Linked DNA regions of Homo sapiens: region 1 is linked to region 2. Evidence: read pairs that join two places in POLR2A ChIA-PET (ENCODE). Cell type or tissue: GM12878. All regions are shown on one strand. Links, peaks and the distances in the headings refer to the core of each region. The heading gives the core; the rest is flanking DNA.

Region 1 (5,514 bases), core at 515-5,514, 210 kb before region 2:
GAGACAGGGGATACAAAAGACAAGCCCTGCTTTTGTCACTCAGTCCTGTGGCCCAGTTTCCTTTCGCGCTTTTCTCTTCCAATGGTGGGGAGAAGGATCCAGAGCTCCCTAGGTGCACTGTCCAGAAAAATGGAAAAGTGAAGTCACCATGAGAACACGAAGTTCAGCGTGAGAGTACCAGCAGGTAACAGTTATTGAGTACTTACTCCAGGCCCCGGCATTGTCCTGTGCCCTGTACGTAAATTAAGGTCTTCGGATCTCATGATGCCAGGAAACCCCAGCCCCACCCACTAGTCTTCTCTGTTCTGCCTCTGGTCTTTCTGTTTCTCCCCTCTGTTCCCAGTGTCCTCACCCGAATCCACATCTGTGAATGTCCCTCTGAACCATTGCCGAAACTTTCTAGCTAGTCTCCTTTCAGCCTCTTCTCCTGTCCAGTTCTCACGTCTTTGTAAATTTCCATGTCACTTTTTTGCTTAAAACCATCAGGAACAATGCCTTTTAACAGTAGACTTTCAAGAGAGCGTCTGGCTTTATCTTCCTTCTTTATTGTGAATCTCATGAGGGCAACAAGTTATAAATACTTGGCTTCCCAACAAGCGTAGGATAGTGCCTGGCACACAGCGGCCATCCTTGATGTTGAGTGGATGCATTTCCTTGCAGTTCCCACCATGCAGTCAGCAGCGCCAACCCATGTAGGGGACCTTTGATCATTCCCCAGTTCTCTCAGCCTCTTCTGACTCAGTTCCCTGTCCCCATAAAAGTTTGTTCCTCCCCTGCTGTTTTGGCTGTGAGAGAATGCTGACAACACCAGCAAACCACCACGCGGCGAGTGCTTCAGTATGGGGCCGTGGCCTGTGCATTCCATAACCCTGCTGCCTGGCCCAGTGTGTAGCACCTGATGTTTGCAATCATGTTCGTGCAGAGTTCACATATTTGCTCTGTTACTTTTTTATTTAATTGAGGTGAAATTCAAAGAACAGAATTAACCGTTTTAAAGTGACCCGTGCAGTAGCATGAAGCACTTTCCCTGCATGTGCGGTCCCCACCTCTGCCTAGCACCAGCCTTCCCATCCCTCCACTCTGTTGTTTACCAGCTCTGTGACATTGTCAGCTGCTTCCTCTGTAAGACGTGACTGCGAATTCTGACCTGCCAGGTTTGAGGCACAGGACTTGCACACGGCCAGTGCAGAAGTCCCATAAGAACATAACCTACCCAAGGCCAGCTCACCTCTCTGTTACATATGCTCATGAGATTAGTGCTATAGACTCAGTGTGCCACTTCCCTGCACATGCGAGGGACGACAGTGTCCTGACACAGCAGTGAACCCAGTGTGGTGCCAAGGAGAAAGTTGTTTTTTTGGGGCCAGCCAGCACACATGGGGTGGCTTGTCCAATACCCTCACCGGTCCAGATATTTAATACTCAAAAACTGTCTTCTCCAAAGCTGTCTTCTCCACTGTCCATCAAGTTGGGGTCATGAAGCATTTTTCTTAAAGGGGAATGAGTAGAAATTGCTTAGCTATATTCTACTCCATCCAGTCTTGCTCAAGGAGAGGTCTGCTGCAAGCAAGAGACGGCGGCTACACCCCTACTGGAAGTGCTTGACCTGCAGGAGGCACAGCTGCCCTAGAGTTAACCTTGAGGGGTACGTTATTTTTGATCTCTGAAGCCCACTGTGGTTTCTGCTGCCTTGGTGGAGAAGGCAGTGCAGGTACAGGAGACTCACATCCAGCCCAGCTCGCCCTGCTGCTGGGGGCCTCAGGCGGTGGGGATGCAGGAGAGGCTGGCGGGCTGCCATTGCACACTGCTGCCGGCCTGGCCTCTGGACACATGGCCAGTGTGCAGGGTGCTGTCCCGGGGATGGTGATGGCTGCACTTCATTCATTCCATCCACAGGTGTCTGTGGAGGGCCCACGACGTGTCAGTTGTGGTGCGTTGTGGTGTGCAGGACAGGGAAGGTACCTATGCCTCATGCAGCAGTGGTATAGTCATGTGAGAGTGACTAGTCATTTCTGAAGCATCTTCAACATCACATTAAAAAAAAACTTAAATTAGGCCGGGCACGGTTGCTCATGCTGGTAATCCCAGCACTCTGGGAGGCCGAGTCGGGCTGATCTCCTGAGCTCAGGAGTTCGAGACCACCCTGGGCAACATGGTGAAACCCCGTCTCTACTAAAATAAAAAAATATATATATATTAGCTGGACATGGTAGCACAAGCCTGTAGTCCCAGCTACTTGGGAGGCTGAGGCATGAGAATCGCTTGAGCCCCAGAGACAGAGGTTGCAGTGAGCCACACCACTGTACTCCAGCTTGGGCTACACAGTGAGACTCCGTCTCAAAAAAAAAAAAAAAAAAAAAAAAAAAAAAATATATATATATATATATATATATATATGTAATGGATCTCATCTAAAAAGTACATTTCTAGTATATTCTACATTTCATTTCACCTGGGTAAAGTGCTAAGATTCTCCAAAACAGATATTCCTTACAAATATGTTGACTCAAGGTGGTGTCCTATTTTGTTAGAGGTTGTTTTCTTTCCTTCCCCTGCAGAAAATATATTTCAAACAACACCTCTGTTTTGTGAGTGTAACTCACCATGCGGAATGCATTGAGGAGGGAACATCTAGGTTGCAAACTTGTTGTAGAGATTTTACTCCTATATTTGATAATCTGATTTCATTTTGTCTCACCGGAAATCCCAGGTGGCAGCCGCCTTCTCCCTACTCTGCCTGTCCCTGCATTTCATTTCAGCGTGCCAGTTAGTAAGCTAACAGAGACTGAGCTCTTTTAATGAAATGTAGGTTTTCTACTGTAGCTACCTAGACATACAAAATTACTCTCACCTCTTCTGATTTCTTTGTGCTAAATGATCTCTCTCTTTCTACCCTGTCCTGCTTCAAGGTTTATTTCATTTCCTTAATTTGATATTTTTCCATTATTGGTCTGGAAGACTGTGTATTACATGTATAAACAAGATATTCTTATTTTTGAAGAAAAAGACCCTTTGGGATCTGAACAGAAAAGCAACACATTCCTGTTCCCTCCAGTAATGTTTCTTTCCCCCTTCACTTCCCTTCACTACCTGCCTTTCCTGTTGCAAGCTGCCCTTCCAAGAGCTCTGATTAAAATGTGCCTTTCTGTGCTTTGGTTCAGGGCTTACTAGGTGTCTGCTCTTAGTAACATGTGATTTAAAAATAGCAAGTGGCTGTGTGGCCTCAGCAGCTCCCGCCCCTTGGCTTGCATTCTCTCCTCGAGTTGAGCTTCTGCTTGGGCCTCGCTTCCTCAGCTCCTTTGCCAGCACGGCCTGAAACAGGGGCCACCGTGTGAGCTTCCTGGAGCCCAGAGATGAGAAGATAAAGGTAGGAACTGACCGAGGAGCATGTCCTGCAGGATCCAAAGCAGCAAACAGCACACTTCCCTGTCAGTCCAGAAAGTGCTGCCGACTAAGGTGGCGTTTGTCAGAGAAGAGCCTAGACGCAGGTCCACATGCGGGAACTCAGTCCGATGTTCAGGTGTCTGCAGGGAGCATTGAATCCTCCTCATCAGGTGACAGGGAGCTCCTGTCTGTCACAGAGGCTGTGCCTGCTGCTCCTGTGGCACAGAGGGGAAGTGGAGTGGCATGGGAGGAGGTAGCTCCAGATGCTATTCAGCCTGCGGCTTCAGTTTTCTTAAAAAAGGTGTGGTCGTGGTGCCTGCTGCACTGGGTTGCTGTGCAGTATAAATACTACTGTGCATGTGAGATACAGAGTAAGGACTCAGTCACTATTTGGGATGCCTGTATTCTCCCTAATATTTGCAGTTTCCTTTGGCACATTTTAACACTGAGCTTGGAGAAGACCGGGGGTTCTGTGCCCAGAGGTGGCTGATGGGTCCGCTGATTTTACCTGGGGACCTCTGCTGCAGGGGACAAACTCACCTCGCTGCCAGTCATGCTCTTGGGGACGCTGTGGGAGGCAGCCTTTCCCAGCCCATCTTTGATATCTGCCAGAGGTTACCTGGGCCTTCCTCGGTGCCTGAATGGACACCACCACCTCTTTGTGGGTAGTGGGAGGCCTCTTGGGTCAGGAGCAGTGACTATAAGAAATGTCACCATCTCCATTGAGATTTCCAGCCCAGGTGCTCCTCAGCCCCCCAGAGGCCACCCAGCTTACAGCCACCACCCCTGAGAGGACTTGGGTGTGCGGAAGAGCAGAGAGAGGGCGGTGGCTTGGGAGGCAGCAGCAGGCTGGAGGTGACAGGGCGTGCCTGTATGCCAGGGTGTGGACAGAGACCTCGGGAGGCTCCTCCACAGCTGACAGAGGTGCAAGTGTGTTACACAGGGTCCAGGGCTTATCCAGCAGGAGGCAGAACCCATTCCAGCAGCACTGCACGGCCCCAGCTCACTACAAGGACAGCTGAGACTGCCCACTTCTTTGCATCTACCTTTGCAGCAGGACAGAGCAGAGGATGGCCCCAAGTTGTCCTAGACTAGCTGAGACACAGAGTCTGCCAGATACACAGCCTGGGAATGCAATGGCTGACATTTGTGGAGTGCTTGCCTAAGCACTCTGCGGTGTCATCTCCAGAGAGCTGGGGATGAGTGTCCCTCTCTGTGGCCCATACCCCTCTTTGGTGCATGGGTACCATGCTCCTTCCCTGGACTTACTGTTGCTGAAATAAAACATCTGTGTGTCTCCTCCCTAGACTGGGAGCCTGTCTTGCTGATTTTTATACCTTCTGTGCCCTTCAGGGCCTGGCCCATAGAAGGCACTCAGTATACCTTTAGTAACGGAGACAAATGGTGGCCTAAGGAGGGTTGGAGACGGAGTGATTCTGAAAGCATTCTTTGGGGATGGAAAATATTTAAGGGGCTGGAGTTCAAGAGATCGTCTCTAGACCTGCTATGCCATCAGGTTGTAGTGTGATCTTGGGCAAATGTCCAACCTCTCTGGGCCCCCGTTTCCTGTGCTAGATCACCTTCAAGGGTCTCATCCCGCTTATTCCACAACACCCTGGCTGGCTGCTGGGAATAATTTATAGCCTAGAAAATAAAAGATGAATGACTGAGCAGGCATGTGTGTTGTAGCAGAGACAAGCGACAAATGGGAGATGGATTTTAGCTCATTAAGGGTCCAGCCTGCTTGCCAAGTACAAAGCAACCACCTCATCTCTCCTTCCAAGCTAGTGAGTCTTTTTTCTTCTGCAGGTCTTGGTACTGACATGATGATGTGAGAAAGGGCGCCGCTCCCAGTCAGACGCTGGGGTGGATCTGGGAGCCTGGCTTCACTGGACCAGATCTTGTGGCTCCTTAGACATAATCAGGTGCTTTCTGACAGTTACCCAGACTTCAGACGATGACTGTTTCATGTGACTTTAATAAGCCAGAGAGAGCTGGCTATTTAGATGTGCAAATTTCTTGTTACTGTGAATTGAAATGAATCTCTGTCCCCCAGAAAATTGAGGGTGGGTTAGAAATGGTTGAGTATTCTTGACACCAATGATTTAAAAGTGAAAATAGCCCTGTGGC
Region 2 (5,875 bases), core at 876-5,875:
GCTTCTTACATTCTCTGAATATATTTTGCTACTTCATGCTGCACAGATATTTTACATTTGCTTTTCTCTTTCCTTCTTTATTTTTACCCAGTTTATTTTAACTCAGCCTTTAAAAATCAGTCTAAGCTTCAGTTCCTTTGGGAAGCTGACTTTGACCTTCCCCTCCAATTTGATCTGGGTCCCTGTGTGTGTGTCCAACTTGTGAGCATAAAGTAACATCAAATCCATTACACTACAATGGTTAATGCACTGGCCAGTCTCTTCCTAGACTCTAGGGCCTTCCTTACCTTGGACCCCCCCACCTCCCTCCCGGACGGGGCGGCTGGCCGGGCGGGGGGCTGACCCCCCCACCTCCCTCCCCGACGGGGCGGCTGGCCGGGCGGGGGGCTGACCCCCCCCACCTCCCTCCTGGACGGGGCGGCTGGCCTGGCCGGGGCTGACCCCCACCTCTCTCCCGGACGGGGTGGCTGCTGGGCGGAGACGCTCCTCACTTCCCAGACGGGGTGGCTGCCGGTGGAGGGGCTCCTCACTTCTCAGACGGGGCGGCTGCCGGGTGGAGGGGCTCCTCACTTCTCAGACGGGGCAGTTGCCGGGCAGAGGGTCTCCTCACTTCTCAGACGGGGCGGCCGGGCAGAGACGCTCCTCACCTCCCAGACGGGGCGGCGGGGCAGAGGTGCTCCCCACATCTCAGACGATGGGCGGCCGGGCAGAGACGCTCCTCACTTCCTAGATGGGATGGCGGCCGGGAAGACGCGCTCCTCACTTCCTAGATGGGATGGCGGCCGGGCAGAGACGCTCCTCACTTTCCAGACTGGGCAGCCAGGCAGAGGGGCTCCTCACGTCCCAGACGACGGGTGGCCAGGCAGAGACGCTCCTCACTTCCCAGACGGGGTGGCGGCCGGGCAGAGGCTGCACTCCCGGCACTTTGGGAGGCCAAGGCAGGCGGCTGGGAGGTGGAGGTTGTAGCGAGCCGAGATCACGCCACCGCACTCCAGCCTGGGCACCATTGAGCACTGAGTGAACCAGACTCCGTCTGCAATCCCGGCACCTCGGGAGGCCGAGGCTGGCGGATCACTCGCGGTTAGGAGCTGGAGACCAGCCTGGCCAACACAGCAAAACCCCACCAAAAAAATACGAAAACCAGTCAGGCGTGGCGGCGCGCGCCTGCAATTGCAGGCACTCGGCAGGCTGAGGCAGGAGAATCAGGCAGGGAGATTGCAGTGAGCCGAGATGGCAGCAGTACAGTCCAGCTTCGGCTCGGCATCAGAGAGAGACTGTGCAAAGAGAGGGAGAGGGAGACCGTGGGGAGAGGGAGAGGGAGAGGTCAACTTTCCAATGAAATACTTAGGATGGACCTCATTATCTTTTCCTTCAAATCCTGCCTTCCTTCGTATTTTCTAGCAATGGTCGCCGTGTTATCCACCCAGCACCTCAAGCTACAGTCAGCCCTGACCTCATGCCCTCCATCCCTTTTCAAATATGTCACTAATATCTTTTGATTCCAGCTCCAAGACACATTGTGAATCTGTCCATATCTCTTCACATCCCTTGTCCCCACTTTAAATTGGTGCTTCTCAACTATAGGTGATTTCCCCCAACGAGGGACATTTGGCAATGTCCAGTGGACATATTTTTGTGTGTCATGACTCGGGGAGGGAGCTATTGGCATCCAGCAGGCAGAGCCAGGGATGCAAAGCATGCTGCCGTGCACAATACAGCCCTCACAGCAAAGATCAATGAGATGCCAAATGTCACTGATGTGGCTGTGGAGAAACCTGGCTCTGCAACACCCCTTCTTGCCTGCCTGGCGAATTCACCCAGTAACCAACTCACTGCGTCCATTCTTGCTGCACCTCTGACCTTCCTTCACAGGGCCTTTATAAATGCTAATTTGACCATATTACCATTCTGCTTAAAATGCTAATGATTTCCCAGGGCTTTCAAGATAAATCTCAAAATTCTGAACGTGGCTCACTAGCCTTGCATGGTGTGTCCCCTGCCAAGGTCACTGTCCAGCCTGTGGCTCTCTTCTCTAGCTGCCTGTGCTTCAGGAGTGCTGGTAACTGCCTCCTTCGGTTCCCTGGCTCCCACCCTCCATAGGTCCTTGGCGCTTCCTCTTCCTTTTGCCTGGCAGGCTCTCACTTTCCCTTACCTCCCTTCACTCTGCTCCTGCAGCTCCTGCAGATTTTAGTGCAGAGACCTTCTCACCAGGGAGGCCTTTCTGCATTTCCCAGACTGACTGGGAACGCCTAGTTGCAGCACTATAATTGTGATTAACCAGTAGTGTAATTGGTTGTTGGAAGTCTGAATCTTATGTGAAAACATCAGCTCTGCAGTGGCAGGGGCTGTATCCCCAGAGCCTATTGTGGGGCTTCCACCTAGAAGGGCCTCAAAGGACTATGAGCAAATGAATGAAACATGTGGTACCTAACGAATACCACTTCTGGTACACAGTAGGCACTCAGTAAATCCTTGAGGAATGGCTGACTATGTAAATGTCCTTGCGTCTACATTTTATTCAGCTTGAATGAATGAGATTTTCAGAATCTGTGTCCAGTTCCTGTCCTAGCAAACCAGGTCGAAGGCATCATGCTCTTCTGAGAGGTGTTTCTTCACTTTCCTTCAGTTTCAAATTTATTTGTAATGACAAGTAAAGGTGCTAAAACCACTACTACCAGAGTGCAGCTGGGGATTTTCTATGGCTCTGACTTCAGACAGCAAATTTAGATACTCCCTGACTCCTGAGAAATAACGGTTCCCATCCACACTTCATTTTCCATTCCTTTGACACTGACTTTTATTGGACAATCTTAATTCTTCAGCATTCCTGATGGCGTGTTTAACAGGCTTCCTGGTTTCTTGAGCTCACAAAGCAGAGCAGCCAAGTCACAGATGGAGTGACTTCTGAGCCCCGACTTAGTGTGGGCACCAAAGGCATGGGAGGAGGAGCACGGGACTCTAACCGAGCTGGAGGAACCGTGTCTGGAAGGTTGAGGCCCAAATGTGCAGGGGCCAAAAATGTAGAGGTCAAGGCAGAAAACCAGAGTGAATATCATGTTCGTGGTAGGAAATGTCCAGTTGTGTCAGTGTGAATCACACAGAAGGTGTGGAGGCAGTCAGCTCCAGACAAGTGGGCTAAAGTCTCTGAGCATGTGTCCTCACCTGTAAAACGGGGCTAATGAGCGCCCACTGCATGTGCTTGTGAGGATGAAATGAGCTGGCGGCTCAGGCCTGGTGTGGTAATGAAATGAGCTGGTGGTTGAGGCCTAGTGTAGTAATGAAATGAGCTGGTTATTGAGGCCTAGTGTGGTAACGAGCGCCCACCGCATGGGCTTGTGAGGAGGAAATGAGCTGGTGGCTCAGGCCTGGTGTGGTAACGAAATGAGCTGGTTGTTGAGGCCTAGTGTGGTAACGAGTGCCCACCGCATGGGCTTGTGAGGAGGAAATGAGCTGGTGGTTCAGGCCTGTTGCAGTAACCAGCACCCACAGCATAGGCTTGTTGTGAAGATGAAATGAGTTAGTGTTTCAGGCCTGGTACACAGTAGGTGCTATTTAGGCATTAGCCATTACTGTCAACTCACGTTTAGCTTGCATTTGGGGGAGTTTCAGCTTCAGATTAGGAAGGTTATAACTCCCAGGAGGAAACAGCCCAGGATAAATGATGAAACCTACAATCAGGGATCACAAACTACATGCAAAAAGAGGCCAGGAAGCCAATATGACCAAGCCAGAGAGCCAGGTGGAAACTTACACAGGAGAGATGCATGCCTCCCTCAGGGGCAGCAGCTGCTGAGCCCAGGAGACCCAACACTCTAGGGAATGTGGGCCCAGCAGGGTCACAACTTCCAAATTTTCAAGAGCAGCTGGGAATCCTGATTTTATATGAGGTCCTCAATGTTCAATGTTGGCAATAAATTCAAAGTTGTCTTGTTACTTTGGAAAGATATAAAAGTAAAAGTTGCTTTGTTACTTTGGCAGGGTTGCCAGACCATGATAGGCATGGTCTGGATACGGCCAAGGCTTGCTAGCCTGTGACCGCCACTGAGAGATTATCTGGTTGCTCTAGAGGTCTGACCCAAAGGAATTTCAGACACTGAGCAGCTGAACATACTAATGACCAGACGGCTTTCAACACCAGAGGTATTTGGAGTATGTGAGTTGCTCAAAGATGAGCAAGTGTTTCCCTTGATAAGAGAGGAGATAGATTTTATATAATATAGTTGGGAGATTTGTAAAATAGTTTAGCAATGAATTGCCTGTCTGTGCTTAGAAAAGCAAGAAGTGGCTAGAATTTGGCATTGGATTTGATGAAAAACTATGCAAACCAGCTTTTTGTTTCTTTCTTTGTTTTTTTGTTTTCGGACACAGGGTCTTGCTCTGTCACCCAGGCTGGAGTGCAGTGGTGCAATCATGAATCACTGAAGCCTCAGTCTCCCATGCTCAAGTGATTCTCCTGCCTCAGCCTCCCAACTACCTGGGACTGCCTGTATGCACCTCCACAGTCAGCTAATTTTTGTATTTTTTATAGAGACGGGGTTTTGCCATGTTGCCCACACTGGTCTCGAACTCCTGGGCTCAAGTCTCTGCCTGCCTCAATCTTCCACAGTGCTGGAATTACAGGAGTGAGCCACTGTACCTGGCTCCAAAGTAGCTTATTTCCTTTTGAACCCAGTTTTAAGATCAAAAGATTGGTAGAATGAGCAACACTGACACTGAAATTCTGCAAGGCATTTGATCTTTTTACTTCGTTTTGTCCACATTGCCCCTTTGGATGAGAGGGAAATGCAGGTTAGACAATGATGCAATGGGCATGAGTGTTGAGCAATAAAGTCTAAGTGCATGTCTTTCTCAAAAGGTAGTCTAAGGCCCAGGGAACATCAGGGAAAACAGTACAGGGAAATTGCTCTCAAGAAAATAAGAGTTTAAAGAAAAAATGAAGAAAAGTACATAGAAGGGAAATTCAAACAGAAGAGGATGGGTGTGTGGTGGCCTTTCAATAGTGTGTGTGAAGGCCTCTTCCACACTTTCACTGGAGACTTCAACGATAGTATATCTCAGGCCCAGTCTCATTTCCCAGCTTCTGCCTTCTCCACTCCTTGCAGCTACCTCCTGCTGAATTCCACGCTGCCCTGTCCTCCCAGCCTCTGGACCAATCCCCTCCAGGCAAGCTCATCAGCAACTGCTTGCTCCTGGACTCCAATCAGAAAGTGCTGAGCCTGTAATCCCAAGGCCTTGCCCAGAGGGAGCTCTCCCTGGTTCCAGTTTGCTAGGACTGGTTTCCACTGTGCCTCCCATCTTGTTCTCGCTAGCTCCTCTTCCAGAGACTAAGCCCTTTCTTTCCACATTTCAAACAACTGTAACCCCTAAGAGAGCTCTCCTGAGCTGTGGCTTCTTGTCCACCAGATTCTCAGTTCCTTCCCTCACAGCCCCCTAGAACAGGATTCCACCGTCTTCCTTGAGAAATACCAGGGCCATCTGTGGCCAAATCCATGGATAAATTGGTTGTGCTCTTTGGGTTATGCATCTCACTTGCTCCTCCTGGCTCTGCGTCCTCTGGGCCTCACCTCCCCTCTTGGTAAAAGTCATTTCAGGTCCTGGCTTCGTCTTTGACCCTGCCTGCTCCAGGGTGCTCTAATGAAGCATCACACCTCATGCCCTAATTCTGAGATATGACTGACAGAATCTACATGGTTGTTACACTTGTAGATTATATTGAGCTATGGGACAAAACCAGGGTTCGTGAAGATAGTAACAGGTAGGAGTTAGCAGAAAAAGTCCTGATCTTGATCCATAGACCCACTTGCTCAAATGCAGAATGAGGAATATGTCACTTTGTGGCATCTTTTCCTAAATAAACGTACAGATTTTTAGTGCA

The links. ChIA-PET counts read pairs that join two places held together with the same protein. Peaks named below come from ENCODE experiments on the same cell type or tissue, not always from the same donor. Only the 100,000 strongest peaks of a DNase experiment are listed, where the experiment ranks them.
Region 1: POLR2A ChIA-PET joins it to region 2 with 8 read pairs; 1 of 35 experiments calls an interaction of 5 or more read pairs at or near these places.

What each region holds. Positions count from the first base shown.
Region 1 is chr7:55,513,789-55,519,302 of GRCh38, reverse strand. All of the region lies in intron 2 of VOPP1 (VOPP1 WW domain binding protein), which reads left to right. Among named protein-coding and RNA genes, the nearest start is that of VOPP1, 56 kb to the left of the region's middle. RefSeq lists enhancers at 1,344-1,593, 1,664-2,143, 2,164-2,233, 1,806-2,311, 3,323-3,482 and 2 more. In GM12878, for the core only: no CTCF peak of the experiment used is centred there; DNase peaks (open chromatin) are centred at 1,972 and 3,204; H3K4me3 peaks cover 3,061 bases; H3K27ac peaks cover 4,604 bases.
Region 2 is chr7:55,306,654-55,312,528 of GRCh38, reverse strand. No RefSeq gene overlaps it. Among named protein-coding and RNA genes, the nearest start is that of ELDR, 54 kb to the right of the region's middle. RefSeq lists an enhancer at 486-986 and a silencer at 1,548-1,732. In GM12878, for the core only: no CTCF peak of the experiment used is centred there; DNase peaks (open chromatin) are centred at 2,668 and 3,358; H3K27ac peaks cover 1,932 bases.